Linked DNA regions of Mus musculus: region 2 is linked to region 1. A link is a loop called in an ENCODE intact Hi-C map of the cell type or tissue named here. Cell type or tissue: left cerebral cortex. All regions are shown on one strand. Each heading gives the region's core, and the rest is flanking DNA. Links, peaks and the distances in the headings are about the cores only.

What was found. Hi-C counts contacts between places; a loop is a spot of excess contacts. Peaks named below come from ENCODE experiments on the same cell type or tissue, not always from the same donor. Only the 100,000 strongest peaks of a DNase experiment are listed, where the experiment ranks them.
Region 2: it touches region 1 in a loop (2.1-fold over the local background); 4 of 42 quality-filtered maps call a loop at or near these places.

Annotation. Positions count from the first base shown.
Region 1 is chr13:92,726,610-92,734,945 of GRCm38, reverse strand. No RefSeq gene overlaps it. Among named protein-coding and RNA genes, the nearest start is that of Gm41018, 24 kb to the right of the region's middle. In left cerebral cortex, for the core only: a CTCF peak has its summit at 1,425; DNase peaks (open chromatin) are centred at 960, 1,437 and 4,859.
Region 2 is chr13:92,627,725-92,636,060 of GRCm38, reverse strand. All of the region lies in intron 1 of Serinc5 (serine incorporator 5), which reads right to left. Among named protein-coding and RNA genes, the nearest start is that of Serinc5, 21 kb to the right of the region's middle. In left cerebral cortex, for the core only: no CTCF peak of the experiment used is centred there; DNase peaks (open chromatin) are centred at 2,507, 2,860 and 4,829; H3K27ac peaks cover 729 bases.

The DNA of each region.
Region 1 (8,336 bases), core at 216-8,215:
AGAACCTTCACCAGGTTACAGATACAGAAGGTTCAGTATCATCCTGGTAGGGCCCACAAGGCGATCAGTCCCCAGAACAGAGCTCACCTGGGCCAGGCAAAGTGTCTGTCCCAGAATGGCTGGGCAGAAGTCCCTTGAGTTCCACAAGAAAAGGGCACCGCCTTCTTCTCCAATCACTCTGGTTGTAGCTATGAAAGTAATGGGTGCTGTGATCAATTTGGCCACACTTTTGGACTGGATTTTACCCCATTTTGAATGTGAGTGAGTGAGTGAGTGAGTAAGTGAGTGAGTGGTTCTCTGCTTGTCTATACAAGGGAAAGCCCATTGTCTGCCTGCTCGCCCAGATCCAATTTGATCATTAATGCCAGTAGTTACACCTGTGACTATAACAATCATATTGGAAAGCCTAGAGACACATGCTCACCAACCACACCATGTACAAGCTGGGGCAGGCCTCTGAAGGTAGCACCCCAAGGCTGACACGTGACCAGCACACTGAAGTGCGGGTCGTGAACCTTACTCTGGAGAAATGCCGCAGTGGAGGACCCCAGCCTAGGACCCTGGCTCTAACTCAGGCGCACTTTCTCCTGCTGGTGCCCGCTTCAAAGTGGCAATTCCAAACGGCCTATCATCTGGATCTGTATTTGGCAGCTCTGTGCATTCATTAGACATTTTATCTGGTCCCCTACAGAGAGTCCCAGTACATCAGCTCTCTGAGCTCCTTGAACACGGCAGCCTCTTTATTCCTGCCTGAGCCATTCTGTAGCCAACATCTATCTGCGGCATTATGTGAGGTGCGGTGTGTGGTCTGAGAAGTGATACCGGTCATTAAGATGGAGAAGAGAGAAAGAGTCGTGGTCATCGGTGCCTATGAGAGAAGACCCACGGCTGGGCCTTGGCTCTGGTGAGAAAGACCAACAGCCGGTGCCTGGCATGTCTCCGGGGACCTGGAATGACGTGTGCCTGGGCACAGCTTGCATCTCTGGCCCAAGAACCAGCTGGCACCAATAGAGCAAAGAGAGGGTCCCGAGTTTGTTCAGCCAGCTGGCAACATCCCAGCCCTATCTATCCCTCAACCATCTGGAAAATGGAAATGAGACCTCTGCTTGCTACCGAGTTCCTGGGATTTACTCATGAAGCCCCCACATACCTAGAGGAGGCTGCCCTGGTTTAAACTCTTGCTCGGCCTCTTTTGCTCGAAATAGCGAAAGTGACCCATAAATCGGTGCTCTCTGCCAGCAGCTGTGAGGGTCCTTGCCATTTCTGCTCTCCCACCCCATTGAAGGGAAGCCCCCTGCAGGCTCCTGCTGTGGGCCAGCCTCGTCTCTGAAGCAGAGAGTCCAACATCAGATCCAGCGGCTTTTGACTGGGGCTGAACGTCTGCTAGTATGGGTGCCGCTCCTTGCTCTATGGCGCCCCCTGGCTCTCAGCCAGGTTGCCCTGAATGCATATTCTGACTAGAGACAGGGAGGCAGAGCTTCTGCATGCCCCACATGCTTCCCGATCATGCAGATGTCACTGGTCCAAGTAAGAAGTGCTAGACAGCACAGCGGGAGGAAACTTTAGCCCAAAATGCATTCACATAGAAAGCTGGGCTCCTGGCCTAGCTGCTGGGTTAGAGCCCAGTGTAACGTTCTCTTAGATGTTCCAGACTGTGCAGAAATGGACCAGAAAGCCACGTCACTTGGCCTGCCCATCATTCCTCACGGCAGCAGTGGCACACAGCCTCGGAAACTAGGTGGCATTTAGCTGGGTATTCAAGCCAGACCCAGCAGTTCATCTTCAGTTGGGACTCTGGGATCTGTGGCCGAGGACAGCCCTGTCTAGGAATGTACCTGAAAAACACCACAGTCCTTTCCCTGTGGCTTTGCTAGACTTACCCGCCTCCCTCACCCACTCCAGCTCCAACAGGGTCCGGCCAAGCCTGGGGTGGATTCCTTCTGGTTAATTGCTTTTTTTCCTGGCAGGGTCTCTAAGTTCATGGAATCTGCCTCTTGTCAAAGGCAGAGTGTCAGTTGACCATTGAGCACAGGCTGCAGCTAGTCATGGGCACTCATTTTTCATTAGCAGCTCTCTTTCTTCTCCATACTTACTACGGTCCTACCACTCACTTTAGAATGTTCAGGAAAGTGGTGAAAATAAGACTGAGTCCGACATCAGATCCAGCTCCCTGCCAGCCTGCCCAACCTCCTGGCCTGGCCCAGCTCTCAGACCTGGATCAGTGTCCACCGTTTGGAAAATGACTTTCCGATCTGTGCAGTGTATAGTTGTGATTTGTATTCACGTCTGCACAGGTTCCACCGCCCCTGAAAGTTAATCCTGCAGCCTGCCATGCTGATCTGCACAGCCTTTGCCCGTTGCCTTTGGTACTGGACTGTGAGCTCCCATGACTTTCATCCCAGCGTTCCCAGGACTGACCCTGGACGAGCACACCCTGTGCCGGTTTTTCCAGCTACCCTCTCTGTGCTGCTAAACGGTGTGAATTCAGATACACAATCGATCACTACTCCACTTGATACGAAGTTGACCATCCACAGAAGCTTGCTGTCAAGTGGCCCTGTCTAGGAGTTGTGCACACCGTTTTCAAGTGAATGGGGTAGACACAAAATCCCATCTTATAGAGCAGGAAAATGTCTCTGCAGCTTGCTTCCCTCCATAGGCTGGGGTGGAGGGGTGGAGCCATCCAGTTCCCCATCTGGGTGAGAATTCCTCCCTTTGAGAGGTGTAAACAATGTCTACCCTAGTCCCAATGACAAGGCAAAGATAGATTCTGCCCAAGTTCACCCTGGGGGACCAATGAGCTCATTAGGCTTATTTACAGCGCATGGGTGACATTAAGTCAGCCCATTAGGTCTGTGCCAAGCATGGATGACAACTGCCATGGCTGCTCAGAGAGAGGCTCTCCTATCAGTCTTTCCCAACCTCTAGCGCCTCACTGGATTCCCACCCCTTCCACACGCCCAGCATGACCAGTGTAATGTATTCCAACGGCTGAGAGCGGTAGCCAGACACACAGGTGACAGCCAATGAGCCTCCCCCTCCCTCCTTCCACAAGGTGAATGCCAACAGTTAACAGTTCTAGCTGCAATGACTTTTCAAGCAGGCCTAGCTGAGCTGATGATAACGGCAGCTGTTTTGCTTGGAGGACAGCTTTCTGCTGTGCTTGATGGCCGGACTCCTTTGTTAGTAATCAAGAAGTATACTGCCCTCATCTTCCTTGTATCTACATACCCAATATAATAATAATAATAATAATAATATAATATAATAATAATAATAATAATAAATATGGTTCTCAGCACCAATGTGAGAGTTTTACTGAAATAATTTTCAAGAGACACTTCACCATTGAGCGGGGCTAGGAGGAACTAAGCTGATAAAATATTATGCAGGATCATTGTTGCCTGGTGTGCGTGGTGTTATGAATAGAAAACATCTCCTGTGGGTGTGTTAATGCTTAGTCTTTTGGGGAAGTGCTGGGAACTTGAGGAACTGAGGCGTAGCTGGGAGAAGTTGCAGCAGCCTACCTTTGAAAGTTGTCCCTGTACTTTCTTGTTCTGCCGTCTCTCCCTGCCTCTCTCCATCCCTGTCCCCAACCGAGAATAGCCTTTGCCACCTGCCCCTACCTTCATGATGATTCTTCTCACCAGAATAAACAGATCCAACCATGAAGGACCTCTGAAACCATGGACTAAAATAAATCTTTCCTCCTTGTAACTGCTGTCAGGCATCTGTCCTAGCAATGAACAACTTAACACGCACACAATACTCCAGACCAGGTCTAGCTCAGTCTCCAGCCAAGCACTGAACCATGCTGTGAAACTCCATGGTCCTTTCACTACCCTGAATATATTAAGAGTGTCTACTGTATTCTTATTTTAATTATATGCTCTGAAGCCATCAGCCACCAATTCAATCTCTTCCTCCCAATTTCAGTTTTCAGCATATAGCTGTGCAGGCTGCGGTACCTGTTAAATCGCATTGCAACGACTTGCTGTTGGCCATTTCTTCAAGAAGACTGGGCAGCTGAGTGTAGGACTTGTCCGTTTTCATGGTGCTAGAATTTGGCTTTTAGATGGTGTTTTGTATAACTTTGTTGAAGGAAAGAATGAAAAAAAAAAAAGTCCCAAGATGGGGATGGTTGGGCTGCGGATGGTTTAGGAGATAAAGTGCTTGCCATATATGCATGAAGATAGGAGTTGGGGTCCAGGCATGTGGCTGACTGTAATCCCAGCTCTCAGGAGATAGAGGCGGGGATTACTTCAGGGCAAGTTGGCTAGACAGAGTAACCAGTCTTGACAAGTCCTGAGTTTCAGAGAGACCCTGCCACAGAAAATAAAGACTGAGTGACAGAGGAAGAGAGCTGATTACATCTTCTGTCCTCCACCTGTACATGCACACACACACACACACACACACACACACAATTCCTGAGCTTGCTGCATAAAGGACTTTTTTGATCATTTCATTATACATTTGCCTCCTCAAAGGTCTAATGGGGACATTTGGTCAAGTTCATTTCAATGCCAGATAGGTTTATGAGTGCTGGCAAGAGTATTACAAAATGTATCAAGAGAAGCTCATTTATCCTCTACAGGCAAGGACATTTAGAACTCTCGAGTGGCTTTTATTTGAGACTAGATCTCGCTGTCCATGCCTCTGTCTCCACCTTCCAGGCACTGCAGATCGCCAGCATCTACCACACCACCATGCCGGGCTTTCTTCTGTGTCTCCTCAGAATATCTTCCGTGAGAATTCCGCCACTGCTGACAGTGGGGAAAATTACAGAAAGGAAAAGCCTACGGGAAGTCCTGCAGAATTGGTTACAAAGTCGTTGAAAGGGACAGAAGGCATCCATCCCACACACACGTGAAAGAAATCAACATGCTTCCTCTGGGAAACCCGTGCCCAGAAGTCTGGGAGGGTGGACGAACTCGGGGCGGGGCTAGAAGCCTCCACGTTGCTAGTTGAGATGCAGGCCCTTCCTCTTGGCTTCCCTGGCGCTTCTCTCTGTCCTACTTGGAGAAAAGCGAGTTGCATGCACCTTTCTAAATTCTAAAAACAGGCTTTCCTGTCAGAGTTACAGCCAGACGTTTTCCATTCCTTCCTGCCCTGAGAATTTTATCTGGACCCATGTCTGGACCGTTGACAGCTTCTGGGGGAAGAAATAGAAATGAAAATGAAGCCCGCATCCTCTCCTATCACAGGAAGAGAGTGGGACAGACCACTAGTCCAAAGCATCAAGAACCAAAGCAGAGGTTTCACTCTGAATGCCGCACTCACGTCCCTGGGACCTGCACCTTCATCCCCATGCCCGACCACCCTAGGTGGGTAAGGCAGAGGCTGAGAGCCAGGGTCTACTTCTCTTTCTCATGGGACAAGGCTCAGTAACAGAGCCCATCAATAGGTGCTTTACCTGCCCAGAGACTGACAAATCACTCCATTGGCCCCGAGGTAGCCAAAACTAGCTGGTACACCACGGCACACTTCATAGGCCCGATTGGCTTTGGCCTGGGAGCAGGGGATGCTATATCCTAGAGGTACCTGGGCCACTTCCAGCTCTTGTCTCCTGGAATTTGTGAACGCTTTGGAACAATGAGCAAGCTTACTACTAAAAACTCAGTAAAAAAGAAAGCTGGGTGGGCAGAAACTGGGGTGTTACAGGCCGAGGTCCAGAGGGTCTGCTCTGCCACTGACTTATGTGAGTACAGATGCAGACATAGTCTCCCCGAGCCCGTTTCTTTTGTACAGCAGGCTGCTGCTTATGTCTCCCTCAGAGCGGGTTCAGGTAAAATGATCGTCTGGTAGCTAGCCCAGACTAAATGCTGATTGATAGACTCAATGAAGGAAAAGGATGGATCATAACCGGTAATTACCCAAGGGTATCTGACTTTCCAATTTTATCCATCCTAGCTTTTCACTTCCAGTTTCTCCTGTAATGTGCCTTGCAGAACCTCCATAATTTTGTTGGTGTTGCAGTGTTGGGCACCAAATCCAGGGCCCCACCCACCAAGGTCGATTTCTCCCCTACTTTTAGTTTTGTATTTATTTTCTGTCCTGGAGATGATTTTGCATTTATAGAGTCAAGGATGTATTAGTTTTCCTGATGCTGGTGTTAGAAACAAAAAGCAAAATCACTAACACAAACTTGTTAAAAATAATTAATCTCAGTTGGGGGATCCTACCCTGCCTTTTACCATTCACTTCCCAGATAAAAGACATACAACCTGTATATTTATAATAAGCCTTATGCACTACAGCTGGGCAGATATCTACCTTCTGTGAGTATCCACTTCCCTATCAATGACCCTGAGGTATCACTTGCTATGTCCAATCTGAACTGCTATTATTATTATTATTTACATTTCAAATGTTATCCCCCTTTCTGGTTTCCCCTCCAAAAACCTCCTATCCCTCCCCCCCACTCCCCCACCCCCGCTCCCCAAGCCACCCACTCCTACTTCCTGGCCCTGGCATTCCCCTACACTGGGTCATAAAGCCTTCACAGGACCAAGGGCTTCTCCTCCCATTGATGTCCAACAAGGCCATTCTCTGCTACATATGCAGCTGGAGCCATGGGTCCCTCCATGTGTACTCTTTGATTGGTGGTTTAGTCCCTGAAGCTCTGGGGGTACTGGTTAGTTCATATTGTTGTTCTTCCTATGAGGCTGCAAACCCCTTCAGCTCCTTGGGTCCTTTCTCTAACTCCTCCATTGGGGACCCTGTGCTCAGTACAATGGTTGGCTGTGAACATCCACCTCTGTATTTGTCAGGCACTGGTAGAGCCTCTCAGGAGACAGCTATAATAGGTTTCTGTCAGCAAGCACTTGTTGGCATTCACAATAGTGTCTGGGTTTGGTGACTGTATATAGGATGGATCCCCAGGTGGGGCAGTCTCTAGATGATCATTCCTTCAGTCTCTGCTCCACCCTTTGTCTCTGTAACTCCTTTCATGGGTATTTTGTTCACCCTTCTAAGGAGGATTCTGAGCTTCTGGGCTAATATCCGCTTATCAGTGAGTGCATATCATGTGTGTTCTTTTGTGATTGGGCTACCTCACTCAGGATGATATCCTCCAGATCCATTCATTTGCGTAAGAATTTCATGAATTCATTGTTTTTAATAGCTAAGTAATACTCCATTGTGTAAATAAACCACATTTTCTGTATCCATTCCTCTGTTGAAGGACATCTGGGTTCTTTCCAGCCTCTGGCTATTATAAATAAGGCTGCTATGAGCATAGTGGAGCATGTGTCCTTATTATATGTTGGAACATCTTCTGGATATGTGCCCAGGAGTGATATTGCTGGGTCTTTAGGTAGTACTATGTCCAATTTTCTGAGGAACACCAAACTGATTTCCAAAGTGGTTATACCAGCTTGCAATCCCACCAGCAATGGAGGAATGTTCCTTGTTCTCCACTTCCTCGCCAGCATCTGCTGTCACCTGAGTTTTTTATCTTAGCCATTCTGACTGGTGTGAGGTGGAATCTCAGGGTTGTTTTGATTTACATTTCCCTGATGAGTAAGGATATTGAACACGTTTTTAGGTGCTTCTCAGCCATTTTGGTATTCCTCAGTTGAGAATTCTTTGTTTAGCTCTGGACCCCATATTTAAATAGTGTTATTTGGTTCTCTGGAGTCTAACTTGTTGAGTTCTTTGTATATATTGGATATTAGCCCTCTATCAGATGTAGGATTCATAAAGATCTTTTCCCAATCTGTTGGTTGCCATTTTGTTCTATTGATAGTGCCCTTTGACTTACAGAAGCTTTGCACTGAGGTCCCATTTGTCAATTCTTAATCTCAGAGCATAAGCTATTGGTGTTCTGTTCAGTAAAATTTCCCTTGTGCCCATGTGCCCAAGACTCTTTCCTGCTTTCTTTTCTACTAATATCTATTAAATTAAAATATATTAATTTCCTATTAATATATTTTCTATGGTTTTATGTGGAGGTCCTTGATCCACTTGGCCTTGAGCTTTGTACAAGGAGATAAGAATGGATCAATTCACATTCTTCTACATGATAACTGCCAGTTGAGCCAGCACTTGTTGAAAATGCTGCCTTTTTCCCCCCCACTGGATGGTTTTAGCTCCTTTGTGAAAGATCAAGTGGCCATAGGTGTGTGGTTTCATTTCTGTGTCTTCAATTCTATTCCATTGCTCTACCTGTCTGTCATTGTATCAATACCATGCAGTTTTTTATCACAATTGCTCTGTAGTACAGCTTGAGGTCAGGGATGGTGATTCCACCAGAAGTTCTTTTATTGTTGAGAATAGTTTTCAATATCATAGGTTTTTTTGTTATTCCAGATGAATTTGCAAATTGCTCTTTC
Region 2 (8,336 bases), core at 95-8,094, 99 kb after region 1:
AAAACCTTTTAAATATATTAATTTAGCAGAGCACCAACGTCCACACCCCAAAAGCTAAAAATGTCATCAGATAACATCTGAGGTCTAAAGAAAAGCTCCCTCCATCTTGCTGTAACCACCGTCTTAATTTATGACTTTTTTCTGTAAAACTATGAAACTGCTCCCATGACGCAATAAGGAACTTGTAGTGTCTGTGTTACTCTTCCATTGCTAAGAAGAGATACTATGAGCACGGTTCCTTCTAAAGAAGGTATCTAATTGGGGGCTTGCTTACACTTTCAGAGGGTTAGTCCTTGATCATGGTAGGGAACCTGATGGCAGGCAGACTAACTAGCCTGGCCCTGAAGTAGTAATTGAAAGCTTACAGGATGCTCATGCTGCAAGCAGGGAGGGAAAGACTGCACTGACGTGGACATTTGAAATCTCAAAGCCCACCCCAGTGACATGCCTCCTTTAATAAGGTCATACCTCTTCCAACTAGGTCCTTCCCAAACAGCTCCACTAACTGGTGACCTAACATTCAAACACATGAATCTATGGGGGTCATTCTCATTCAAACCACCCCATAGGGTAACCTACATCCCAGGCCATGGTCACTCAGAATGAGTCCAGAATAAACTCTCTCTTGTTCTCTTTAAGAGGAAAGCTGTATTTTTACACTGACAAGAGCACACCACCCCCCTTATGACTATTATATGGTAATGACTGTGTCCTTCTACAGGACACAGCTAAGTTTTTCAGTCCTGGGCAGCTAGCAGGAAGAAGGATTGAGCCAGAGGTCACTGGCAATAAAGAAAAGCTGACCCCAGACTGGAGGATCCGCCCTCTGGAGCTGTTTGCTTAGGACAGTAAAAGAAAGCAGCACACAGACGGGTCAGAGGGCCAGATCCTTCCAGCACCAACTTTCTGAAGTAGCTCCACAGGAGCCTTCTGGAGCAACCCCAGACCTCACAGCTGAACAGAAGTGTGACCTGAGAACATCCCTAAAAAGCTGGATGTCCAGGGCTCCCTGCCTAGTCCAGACCTCACATCTCAACAGAAGAAGAAAGCCTGCAAGTCCAGAGCCTCTAGGCTCTTCATTCTACACTTACTTTGAAAGTTTGCCACGTTCCACCAGGCTTTATGTGTTAGGGATTATTAGAACTCAACAGGAAGCGCAGTTTTCTCTGTGAGATGCCAGACATCAGCTGTACAATCATAGTCAAGATGTACACAATTCAAATGGTGCTGAATCACACCAGAGCAGACCTGGGTACCAGCCTCCATCCAATGGCAGGTGCCCCTCCCACCCTCCACCCCCAACTCCACAGCAACCCAAGGCTGTAACTTCCACCACCTACTTCTACAAGCACACAACGTCTTTTTCCAAAGTGAAGTGACAAATTTACCATAGTCTTAGGTATTCTGAGCAACTTTTGATTTGTAAAATGGTTAACACTATTTTCACCAGGTTCCTTTTTAAAAATAATTATTTTGTGTGTATAGATATACTTCTTCCTGCACGTATAGCTGTTTACCACTTGCATGCTTGGTGCACACAGACACTAAAAGAGGGTGTCAGACCTGCTGGGACCAAGGTCACACATGACTGTGAGCCACCATGTGGGTCCTCAGAATTGAAACCAGGTCCTGTGAAAAAGCAGACAATGCTTTCAACTGCTGAGCCATCTCTTCAACCTCAAGCTTTCTTTTTTTAAAAAATGTGCTAGTGAGAAGGTGATAAGTGTGCCCCATGTGGATTTTGCCCCATGAGGCTGTGGCTTGTCTTGCTGGGTTCTGCATTCCTTGTATGAGTGCACAGCATGGGGCTCTAAGCCTAGAGTAAGAGATACTACTTATGACACTTTATAATACACTGTCTAAAAGAAAACAGTGAAATAGATGTTTATTTTATTAAGTTAATACTACTAAATATATGCTAAAGGTTGTGTGTGTGGAGTGTGTGCATGTTTGGCAGTGTGTGTGCATGTGTGACAGTGTGTGCCTGTGTGGCAGTGTGTGTGTGTGTGTGTGTGTGTGTGTGTGTGTGTGTGTGGAGGATGGATGGAAGCTGACGTCAGTTATCTGCCATGGTCATCTTTCATGCTATTCATTGAGGCGGGGTCTCGCAATTGAACCCAGATCAGCCTCCAGCAATGGGAACTGAGTTTACTGGTGACAGCAGCCAGCACTGGGGTAGTCTGTACTGAACTCATAACCAAGCGACTACAATCAGAGCAAGAGGGCTTGACTATGCCTGCTGCCCCTGGGCTCTTCTGCCTCCTCCTCACAGGACCCTAGAGCTCTTTATTAGCTTCTCAAAGGCAGAAAGGTAGTGGCTGGATCCCAGCATCCTTCCCAATCTACTGTGGCTCTCTCAGTAGATTGCTTTCCTCCACCAGCATTAATTTCTTTTGCCGTTTTTGTTTCCGGGGGAGTGGCTGAACCTGGTCTACTGGTGACAGTGCTCACAGTCAGCCAGATACAAGCAGTGAAACAAGGTTAATATGAAGGAGTCTGGGGATGTGAAAAATTAGCACTTGTGTTCTAGCTGCCTGGGAAGTAGCTGCCTGGCTCCTCCTAACGATCTTACTAAAGCTGCTTGCAGGAATAAAACCAAAACCTAAAGAAAGCAATTTTTAAATCTACATTTAGGACCAATTTAAGAGACCAGGCTTCAATCAGCTAGACCCTGGCCTCTGACCAACAACCTAAAGCTCATTATACTGATCTCTTGCATGGGCCATCTCTGTTCAATCCTTGGAATCCACACAGAGGAAGAAGAAAAACAAAGCTAGCAGGTTGTCCTACAAATTACACACACACATGCACACATGATACACATACATAAAGCAACCTCACATTTAGAACCATAAACTAATAGAAGAGATTCTTTCCTTTAATGAAAAAAAGATGGGTGGGGCACTTGTCTTTGTGTGCAGGCACAAGAGGCCACAGATCTCCCCGGAGCTGGAGTTACAGGCAGCCATAAGGCAGCTGATGCAGTGCAGGGAACCAAGCTCAGGATTTTCGGAAGAGTGAGTGCTCTTTACTACAGATCCATCTCCCCAGATCCTAGAGGAGGGCAAATATTCAGAAGACAGGAGAAAAATCAGCAGGCTTTGCTCTCAGACAGGGTAATACTCGGCTCTTCCCACCTCCCTATCTTCACCCCTCAGTACCTGCCTCCTGCAGTGCCTTCTCCCCCACATGCAACTGTGCCCTTACATCCTATCCGTGTATGCTCCTAGCTTGTGACCTCTACATTCCAGCTCCCACGTGCCCCTCCATGGCCAATTGTATTTCCCAATGCTGAAAAATCTGTCAAATTCTGTTGCATTTCCCAGACTCCTCATTAGAAACTTGACAGTGAATATGTGGATGGTAACAAATATCCACTTCCCGTTGTGGCCTCTGCTGTAGGAGGTCCTGGGGCAGGCAGGCAGGCCCAATGGTCTAAACAGGACTACTCCATAAACTGCAGTCAAAGAAACTGACTTACTGTGTGCATTTGTTTTTAATGAATTCTACCATGGTAAAAAGACACCACGTATCTGTTTTTGGCATAGAGTCCTCATAACACTAAGGCAATAGAGTTGTAAATCTGAGGCCAACCTAGGCTACAGAGTGAGTTCCAGGACAGCCTGGACTGTTTGGCTAGTTTTTGAGTTTGGTGGTAGATAAGTACATAAAAATAAATTTGATAATGAAAAGTGTAAACTCCAACGTGATACTCCACAGCTTCGTATCGGCTGCTCTAACAGTACAGCGCTCAATGAGATGTGTAGGCTTTTATGTGTATAGGAGTGGGGAAGCAATACGCATGCGGAGGTTCCAGGACCACTTGCAGGAGTCAGTTCTCTCCTCCAACCAGATAGGTCCCAGGAAATGAACTCAGGTCACCTGGTTTGTGAGCCATCTCATGAGCCCTCACCCCCTCTCATGTAGACCGATTTACTTTGCATGGTCCTATCAGATCCCTCTACTCTGAAGACCCTACACAAGCCCATCTATCTCTCCTTTCCCAGAGAGCAAAGGCTCCAAAGCTGAGGTGTGTAACTCTCCACAAGCTGCGAAGAAGGCCACCTTAGGAGGGATGTCACCCTAAGAAGCTAAGCACTGATTCACAAGTTGTGGCTAAGTGGCTAAGCGGATAAGCCTTTCATGTATATTATCCTAGATAGCCAGTGAAGATACTCCAGCAGACAAACTGCTTTAAGGATTCTGTCAGCTCTAAAACAAAAACAGCAAGGCAATGGAGTTAAGTCAAAAGTGCTCCAGGGTCCTTACACAACACTAGCAAAGCCATGGATACAGAATCCAAGTCAGACAAGTTTCATTACTATGGTTACAAAGCACTGCCGTTGTTTCTGGGCACACCACTGTACATCAGAGCATGAAGTCAGGAACAAAAGACCAAATTCCTCCTTGGTTCCTGTGAACCAAGATCAGAGCCAACTGTGAGAGCTAGCCCTCCATTAAAGTACAACAGAGTCCAAGAACAAAAAGCTGGGGAGAATTCCACCAAGACTCTACAAGCTTTGTTTCAAAATGCAATTAGTCAGTCTATAAAAATGTTGTGTAAACAGAAGTCCAGTTTTCCTTCGGCTCTTCGTCTTCTCATAAACACGGCTCGAGGTTGTATATGCGCTTGTCCTACTTCTCTCTTGACTAGACACGGTTTCGTGAGGAGCAAAGAATGCTATCTAGTCACTTATTCCTACTGGAACATGACTTCAAACCACAGTGCTTAAAACTTACTCTGTGATACAAGCCCAGTCCAACTAAGTTTTTCCGCAGCAGCTGCTTTCCAAACACTTCAGCAACTTTAATCTCAAGGCAAACTACAGAAGAAAGGCCTAGAGCAAAAGCCTCCTCCCTTAAGATGCTGACAGATGCTTTACATAAGCAGACCAAACCACGGATTGAATTTCCTACGCGTACACTGACTACTACCCTGATTTGCAGGTTATACTGTAAAAATCATTTAAAATTATCATTCATAAGAAAATAAAATAATCATTAATATATAAACTAGACACTGTAGGTAAGGTTTTACAATGCTCTTTTACTAGGGCTGCAGAGGGTCCCTTCTGATCACTTAGAAAGCCTAGAATTTGAGGACAATTACAGTGGCCTAGTTTAGTAATTTGACCAATAATACTGCTCTCAACACTCAATCAAAACACTGAACTCCACTGACAAACAGCAATATGAAATGAAAATTTACCAGCACAGCTGTCTGCCCTGGGGTGACAGCACAGCAGCCTGCCTTTCTTAGTATAGGGGTGAACACCTGTAATTCCAGGATTTGAGAAGCTGAAGCAAGAAGACTACAGTGAGTTCAAGGCCAGCTACTCTGCAAATACACAGTTCCAGGCCAGCCTCAGCTATAGGTAAGATCCTGTCTGGGAGGGAAAAGAATTTCTGTCATCCCAGCACTAAAAAGGAGAGCCAGGAGGATGGCTACAAGTTCATAGCCAGTCTGAGCTAACAGCAAGTAACAGGCTATCTTAGTTACTGTTCTATTGCAGTGAAGAGACATCATGATCATGGCAACTTTTATGAAAGAAAGCATTTAACTGGTGGCTTGCTTACAGTTTCAGAGGCTTGGTCCACTGTCATCATGGCTAAGAATGGTGGCATGCATGGCACTGAAGCAATAGCTGAGAGCTACATCCTGAGACAACATTGGACCTGGCTTGGTCTTCTGAAACCTCAAACCCCACCCCCAGTGACACACTTCCTCCATCAAAGCCACACCTACTCCAACAAGGCACACTTCCTAATCCTTCTAATCTTTTCAAATAGTGCCACTCCCTGTTGACTTAGCATTCAAATATATAAGCCTATGAGGACCATTCTTATTCAAACTGACAACATGGGCCAACCAGGGCTACATAGCAAGACTATGCGTGCGTGCGTGCGTGCATGCGTGCGTGCGTGTGTGTGTGTGTGTGTGTGTGTGTGTGTGTGTATCTGTCTGTCTGTCTGTCTATCTGTCTTATACAGCTCAGACTACAAGTAGCCATGCCATCAGAATCACTGTCTTACCTCCACTGAGATTTTAAGGATGATTATATTAAAACACTTGGGCAAGTACTAAGTGAAGTTGATGCGACTCATAGTCTACTCACTGCCTGACACCCTCTATGGGAAATCTACTGTCAATGTTTACATGGAAAACACCAGTCAGGGAGCAAGCACTGGGGTAGGGGTATGAGTTTATCTCTTTAGCTCAGAGATTAGTCAGAACCTGTTTTCCATTTCCTCTATACTAGTGGCTCCCCAGCCTCCCAAGCACTCTGCACTCTGCTCTGCCAGCAAAGACCCAGCCTTCAGCCGTTTGTCAGCTAGCCCAGGTCAGCTATCATGAAACTCAAGGGAAAAAAGGGGCAGAGACTTATCTCTTCAACACTGGGGCGTGGCTAAACCCTACTAAGAAACTGGCCACCATTCCGTTATCAGTATCAGCTCATTGTGAGCCAGACTAGCTGACAGCTCCATCAATAGTACACTGCCTGGCAGCATGGTTGAGACAGTATATAGGCATCCACTGTATTCTGCCTGCATTTTATATGCTAAAAAATGTATATGACTAGAAAACTAAAAGTGCCCCATGCTAGTGATAATGACAAGACTCAAATTTAGTGTAGACAAAACAACACTAGGCGCAATAAGACAGGAAAAATGTCAGAACAGTGAGTTGACTCATTGGGACACTGATGTGCATGGGTGTGGGTATGTGTGGGTGTATCAATAAATACGATTATGAATATATATACATATATATACACACACATGTGTGTATATATATGTATATATGAAGCTAAAGCTCAAAGTTAAAAGACTGAAAATGTAAAATCACACATATCAAACAAAAATGACTGGATGTATTAAATATCAAAACATGGTTCTCTCTGGGTAACAATAAGGGATTTTTTTCTTCTCCTCACTGTTTTACAATACTGCCACACAGTTCGAGTCTTGAAAAGAATAAATCTGTGCCTGGATTCCTTCTAAGCAAGGGTGGGAGCATCCGACATGATGAGGACTCATCAAAGCCCAGGAGGACAAGGGCTTTGTAACCCTCATCAAGGCATTCAGCAAGGTGCATGCTCTGCACATGAGATGCCACACTGTACTAGCCAGGACTCACTTCTAGTGCACTAGATAACAAATGCCAGGTGGTGGACACAGATCTAAGCCAGAGTCTGAAAATATTGATCTAGCTGCCTGTGTCTTGAAAGTAGACACTTAGGTTTCCTAGAGGAGCACAAAGGATCTTCTCAGGGGTCATCAATATTTTATGGTATGTAATGGACATTTTATATTTGTATGTGTGTCTCTCTGTACATGTGCATGCATATCCGTGTGTGTGCGCGTGCGTGCGTGTGTGTGTGTGTGTGTGTGTGTGTGTGTGTGTGTGTGTGTGTGTGTTGCGCGCACATGTATTCACAGAGGCCAGAGGAGGGCACCAAAGCTGCAGTTACAGGCAGTTTTGAGTTAGCTGCCAGTTCAGCCACCACTCCTAAGTCACCTCCCCAGAGCTGTAATTTACTTTTTAAGTACATCTTCACGGGCTGTCTACAACCCCAAGGTGGTCCATCACTTGCCCTAAAGACCACTTAATAGCTATAAGAAGCCTCTTGCATGGGTTCCAATTACCCATAACTCAGAAGATGCCAGAGAACCGACCCATCAGCACACCAAAAGAAACAACCAAACCTCAAGATCCTGGACACCTATGACTCGAGCCAAGCTCAGGCCACACACAACTAAGCTTCCTGTGTGGAAAAGCAACCACCGTCTGCCGTAGCTAACATTCCCCTTTTATGCAGCATTTACTAAGGGATTCCAAGCTTCCTCCTGTCCCTTAGAAACACAAACGCAAGAGAGGCCTCTTTTTTTGTTCTTTTTTTTTTTTTCAGTTTCTGCATCTGTAGGTTCACTCAACATCTGGATCCAGGTGCAGCGGCACCCCAAGCACCGAGGAGGCTGAGGCAGGAAGGTGGTGAGGTTAAGGCCAGCTTGGTCTACAGTGAGATCCTGTCTCACAAACGTTACCCGTAAGGGATGTAGCACAGCAGTTATGTATTTGCCTCGAATGTGCAAAGCCCTGGTTCAGGCTTCCAAATCTCAACAATCGCCAGGCAGTCATGGTCTACACTTTTGGTCCTGGCACTCAGGAGGCAGAGGCAGGAGGATCTCGGCAAGTTCGAAACCAGCCTGGTCTACACAGAGTTCCAGGACAGCCAGGACCACACAAAGAAATCCTGACTCCAAAAACAAACAAATAAACAAACAAACAAAGCAAAATAAAATTCTCTCTCTACTCAACATGCACTTGCTGTTTT